Regions from separate parts of the Homo sapiens genome. Here region 1 is linked to region 2. Evidence: chromatin contacts called from ENCODE Hi-C or POLR2A ChIA-PET data. All regions are on one chromosome and are shown on one strand. The core of a region is the stretch at or near the end of the contact, and the rest is flanking DNA. Distances in the headings are between cores, read along the strand shown. Region 1 holds the start of ASRGL1 (asparaginase and isoaspartyl peptidase 1). Region 2 holds the start of AHNAK (AHNAK nucleoprotein).

Region 1 (2,700 bases), core at 74-2,573, 210 kb after region 2:
TAGAGGTGGCTTTTCACCTGTTAGCCAGGCTGGTCTCGAACTCCTGACCTCAGGTGATCCACCCGCCTTGGCCTCCCAAAGTGCTGGGATTACAGGCGTGAGCCACCGTGCTAAACCGCCTTCTATTAATTCTATCTGCAGCCACAAGTCCTTATATAATCCAGACATTCCCTTCTGTGGATTCCAGGTGTTTGGACAAAACTTTAAATCAATTGTTCATCAGAAAATCTTTGAATCTTAACTATGACCTGGAAACCACTCCCCCTCCCCCAGTAGTCTCACCTCTCCAGATGGAACCAATGTATGTCTTGTATGTACTGATTGACATCTTATGTCTCTCCAGAAGCACACATTCTCAGGATTTCCCAAGAGCTGTATCAGAGGCCATTGGTCACTCATATTTGCCTCAGTATAAATCTCTACAAATATTTTAGCGTTTGACTCTTTTCAGCACAGGTAGAAAAATTAAATATTGTTTCTTTTTTACATACTTAGTTTCACCCCAAAGCTCATTAGATTCCCTAACACTATGTAGGTTCTATTTATTCTGAAGAAGGAGCTTGACCTGACTCACATTATTTACTAGCTGAAAGGCACATTTACCTGCGTTGAACTCGGGATCGTCTTCCAGGGCGACGACAGCTCCCTCTACGGCATCCACGGCGCTCCCGCCCTCCCGGAGGATGCCGTAGCCCACGGTGGCGGCTCTGACCATGCCCTGGTGCACTCGCTCCTTCCGATCCTTGGAGATGGGACCGGCTCCGCCGCCGTGGACCACTACGATGGGATTCATGTCGGCGGATCCTAGGCAGCAGGAAGGCGAAAGCGTCGTCCAAAGCCAGCCCAAGGAAGCCGCGCGGGTACAAGGTCCTCGGGAGACCCTGTGGGGACAATGCCCAGTCTCTGTTCTGAACGGCTGGGTTCGCAGCTGGGGGTGGGTAGGGGCGGCTCGGTCGAGCTTGGTACGAAAAGCCCAGGGGCCCGGCGCCCTCCCGCGTTCCTCTCCGCCCCCGGCCCGGACCTGCTGGGGGTCTCAGTTTCCCCGGGGACGTTAACCCGCGCCCACCGCCGCCCGCCTCCAAGCCCCGGCGCCGAAGGAGGATGTCTATTTCGCCTTCGGGAAAATGTCTATTTTCGTTTATTTCATTCGCCCTCCCGCGTCTCGGGCGGCTGCTCCGGGAGGGCCGCCGACTTACCCAGGGCACCGCAGGACGCGGACGCCGAGACCTCAAGCTGGGTCGAGCCAGCCCCGCAGCCGCCCGGTACCGCCGCTCCCCGACGCCGGCTCGAAACCGCTCAGCCCGCAACCGCTCTGGTCACAACGGTTCTGCGCCTGCGCACGAGGGCGGGACCGCCGCACGGCCCAGTTCCCATAAAGCCCCGAAGGCCGGCTGGCGCGCACCTGTCTCACTCCTCTCAAGAGTCTACGCTCTTGGCCGGCCCGAGCTTCCTGGTGGCACGCGGGGAACCTCCTGCTCCTGACCAGGCTAGGGGCTGGGTGGTTGGGTTGGTGGCGAGAAGCGTGAAGTGGCATGCCACGATTTTGTAATTGCAGATTGAAAAGCAACGCTAGGCTGTGCGCAGTGGCTCATGCCTTGTAATCCCAGCACTTTGAGAGGCCGAGGCGGACGGATCACCTGAGGTCGGGAGTTCGAGACCAGCCTGACCAACACGGAGAAACCCTGTCCCTACTAAAAACACAAAATTAGCTGGGCGTGGTGGCGCATGCCTGTAATCCCAGCTACTCTGGAGGCTAAGGCACGAGAATCGTTTGAACCTGGGAGGCGGAGGTTGCGGTGAGTGGAAATCGCGCCATTGCACTCCAGCCTGGGCAACAAGAGTGAAACTCCGAATCAAAAGAAAAAAAAATTATACTGGGACAATGGGCATAAACAGGGACAGATCCAGGCAAACTGTGATTGATCTCCTGTGGATAGGAGAGTCCTTTCCCTTCTTGTTTACCCACAACTGATAACATATTTTACCACTCTTGGGAATTCCCTTTACTCCTGTTTTACCTTCGTTTCCTGCCTTAAGGCCCAGTTTAAATGAACCCCTCCTGCAAAGCCTTCTCCCTGGCACCCCACTAAGGATCAGTCATTCCCTTTCTAGTGACCTATTGTTAGAGATTACCACAAATTTATTGGCTTCAAACAACACACATTATCTTACAGTTCTGGTGGTCAGAAATTCAAACTGGGTCTGCAGGGTTGAGTTCCTTCGGGAAGCTCCAGAAGAGAATCTGTCTTTTCTTGCTTCTACAAGCTGCCTGTATCCTTGGCTCATGGCCTCATCCTCCATTGCCAAAGCCAACAGCCTAGCATCTTTAACTCTCTCTCCCTCTGGCCTGTTTCTGCTGCTACGTCACTTCTCTCTCTGTCACCATCATCACGATTTTCTTTTCTGACTCTGACTCTCCTGCCTCCTTCTTAAAGGAAGTCCCTTGGGATGACATTGGGCCCACCCAGATAACCCAGGATAATCTCCCTTTCTTACAATTTCTATTCTCATCTGCAAAGTCCCTTTTGCCATGTGAGGAGTGTTCACAGGTGGAGATTCGGATGTGACACCTTTGAGGGCCGTTATTCTGTCTCCCACACTCACCTCTTGGAAGAGGGTTATTTTAGCACGTCTCAACTGGTCGTGAGCCTAGTTGTGTCATCATAATACAGCTCACCATCATTTGGTTTCAGCTATTTA
Region 2 (2,700 bases), core at 78-2,577:
CTTTGTGTTTTCACATGTCTCTGCCTGTCTGGATGTCTGCACATGCGGCTCCACCTTTCTGTGTCCATTATATGAGTGCCCATGTCTGTGGTTCCTCTGGCTGTCTCTTCCCTCCCCCACGGCCTGTACTCTGTGCCGGTAACTGGACCTGGACACAGCCCCCAGGGCTGGCAGCAGAGTTGACTGCTGGGTATTTTTAGCCTGTAAACATGTTTGCCATTTCAGAGGACAGGGCCGAGCTGGTCTCAGCTCCAGCCCACTCATGATCTTGCAGCAAGGAGGGCGCTCCTGCCTTGGCCAGGTCTCCTTAGTTCCCCAGCCTGGGGTCTCTCTTTCCTTAGCATTTGGGAAGGAGGGGAAACTGGCTTGGAGCGGGCAGTGGGTGGCCACCTAGGAGGGAGGATAAAAGGACTCATGAGGGAGAAGAGAAAGGGAGTGTGGAGGGGAGTGTGTAGCCAGAAGGCCCCCGCACCCCATCATTAAACGTTTAATAAAATCTCGATGTAGTTAGAAGTGGCTGTGGGAAATCGCTGTAAATTAGGAGACTCAGCGTCCCGCAAGTGGGGAGGCGGGGGCGGCGCTCAGAGAAGGAATGGGAGGCAGAGGAAGCGCTGGGGCTCTGGCTCCTGGGGGCGGGAGTCTGGAGAGGAAGGTGGGCGTCGGGTCCGCTGTCCAACGCCCGGGGTCCTCACCCCCGTATGCCCGCGGCCTGCGCAGCACCGCGGTGCGCGAGGCACTGGTGACCCCGGCTCCTGGGGGGTGGAAATCCAAGCCAGTTCTGTGCGGATATGGACGGAGGGGCCCCCAGAAAGAGAGAACGCGAGAAATGGGCGCGGCAGCACGGAGCTTGGGAACCAAGCAAGGAGGCTGGGGCCTGGGATCTGAAGTGTAGTTGCCTAAGCTGAGAGAAAACTCAAAGGTCCGGAGCAAGCTGACGGTCGCGGCTGAATCACCCAGCCACCTTCAGAGCCCCCAGGCCCTTCCTGCAAAATAAGTTGATTCGCAGTTCCAGCTGTGAGGGTGAGCCCAGGGAGCCTGCAGGAGTTTCTTGCCAATGAAGCCACACAGTGCACATGTTGGAGAGCAGGTCCAGGTCCGGGACAGGACAGGGGGCAGTGGATGCGGGGAGGGGGGGAAAGAATGTCCCCGCGTCCCCCAGCGGCCCCCCTCCCCAGCAGCCCACTCCCGGGTCCCTCCAGGGTCTGCCCCGCTCGCCAGTCCCAGCCCCGCTCCGGCCCCGCCCGGCCCCGCCCTCTCCCCACAGCTCCGGGCAGACCCGCCCGCCCGAGCCGGAGTTACAAGAGCCGCCTCCGCGCACGGGGGCCCGGCCACTCGGAGCTGCTCTGCCGCGGGGACTGCACCGCCCGCCCTGCCAGACCCGCCCGGAACGGGGCTCGTCGCCGCCAGTAGCCGCAGCACCGCAGCCTTGGGCCTCGCGCCGGCTATGGCCGTGCCCTGGGGCTGAGCCCTCAGGTAGGGGCGCCAGGCGCACCGTGGCGCCATCGGGGTCCGGGGCACCAAGGGCGGGTCGCGGGGAGGTGGGTTGCGGTGCTCCGGCAGGGCGCGTTGTTGGGGGTGTCACTGTGAGGATTCAAGCAGTTTGGAGCAAGCGGGGCCACCCGGGGCGGCGACGCGTCGCTCTCTGGGAGCGGAGTTCTGCCTCTGGAGTTGGGGCGCAAGTTGGTTAAAGTTGGAAAATCGCTCCGAAGTGCTTTGCTCCACTCTTTATTTCTCCGGAGGGCGGACTGTTGGCTCCACTGCAAGGCAGGGCGCCCCGTTCCGGGCCTGGTGGCCTCTGTCCCACCTCCTCTCCCTGCATGGGGCGGTGGCTCGGGGGCTGCTCCGTTCGTATCCCATGTTTACTGGAGGGGAAATTTCCGAGATCGCCACCGCGGCCCCCAGCGCCTCCGCGCCTCCGCGACCCCGCACCGTGCGCCCCCTCGGCTGTCCTTCCGCGCTCCCTGCACCTCTGCCCCTAACCGCGTCCCGAGTCGTCCAGGCCCCACCCTGTTCTGTACCACCAGCCCCTCAGCCTCCTCCAGCTGCCCCGCCCTAGCCTTGCCTCTCCGCGTTCCCCGCTCCAGAAAACCTTCCTCTCGGGCCGCGGAACCTGGAAGTTTGCAATGCGCCTCCCAGCGGGATGGGTGGGGAGGGGGACAAAATTAGGGAGATTCCTATGCTGAGGTGGGCGAGGAGGGGGGTGCGCTGCGGCGGCCCAGTCCTCGGGACCGCCCCTTCCCCTCCGGAGGCGGCGCTTTCCCCCCGCCCAACTCCCAAACCCGTCCGGGCGGGATGGCCCCCGCCCCAGAGCCTGGCCCGGCGCCAGCAGCCTGAGGAATGTGGTGGTTGGAGCCGGTGACTAATTCAAACCAGAACTCAGGGAGGAGTGGTGAGGGGCAAAGGGGAGGAGGAAGGGGCTGTGTGTGGGAGTTGGGGGCAGGAGCCGGGCTTGGCGTGGGAGGAGGGCTAAGCTGCGCTCGCTGGAACCCTGCGCTCCAGCGGTGCGCGCCAGGAGAGGGGGCCCGAAGCGAGGTCTCGCCTAGAGTTGGAAAGGCAGCGTGCTTAGGGTGTGTGCAGAGCTGTGTTATGTAAGGCTTTCCCATGCAAGGGGAGGGGGTGTGTGTGTGCAGTGTGCGAGGGCCTGGGCCGTCCCTGGCAGGGCTGGTCGCCCCCCAGCAGTGCCCAGGCCGGGATGTGGGG

The links. A loop is a pair of places that touch in the nucleus more often than their neighbours do. ChIA-PET counts read pairs that join two places held with the same protein, here RNA polymerase II (POLR2A). Pooled maps may share reads with other maps.
Region 1: a loop to region 2 is called in a pooled map, with 2.9 times the contacts of the local background. The contact joins the promoter of ASRGL1 here to the promoter of AHNAK in region 2. A Hi-C loop is called at or near these places in 1 of 37 single-sample maps with no recorded cell type and 6 of 50 pooled maps. POLR2A ChIA-PET finds 5 or more read pairs at or near these places in 1 of 52 experiments (OCI-LY7).

The regions. Positions count from the first base shown.
Region 1 is chr11:62,336,071-62,338,770 of GRCh38, reverse strand. ASRGL1 (asparaginase and isoaspartyl peptidase 1) reads right to left here and starts at 1,323. Exons shown (of 7, transcript NM_001083926.2): 1 at 1,197-1,323; 2 at 604-881. The coding sequence starts at 793. RefSeq lists an enhancer at 743-1,412.
Region 2 is chr11:62,545,433-62,548,132 of GRCh38, reverse strand. AHNAK (AHNAK nucleoprotein) reads left to right here and starts at 1,327. Exons shown (of 5, transcript NM_001620.3): 1 at 1,327-1,473. RefSeq lists enhancers at 690-1,220, 1,799-2,309, 2,310-2,700 and silencers at 1,176-1,345, 1,466-1,535, 1,816-1,865, 1,876-1,995, 2,526-2,655.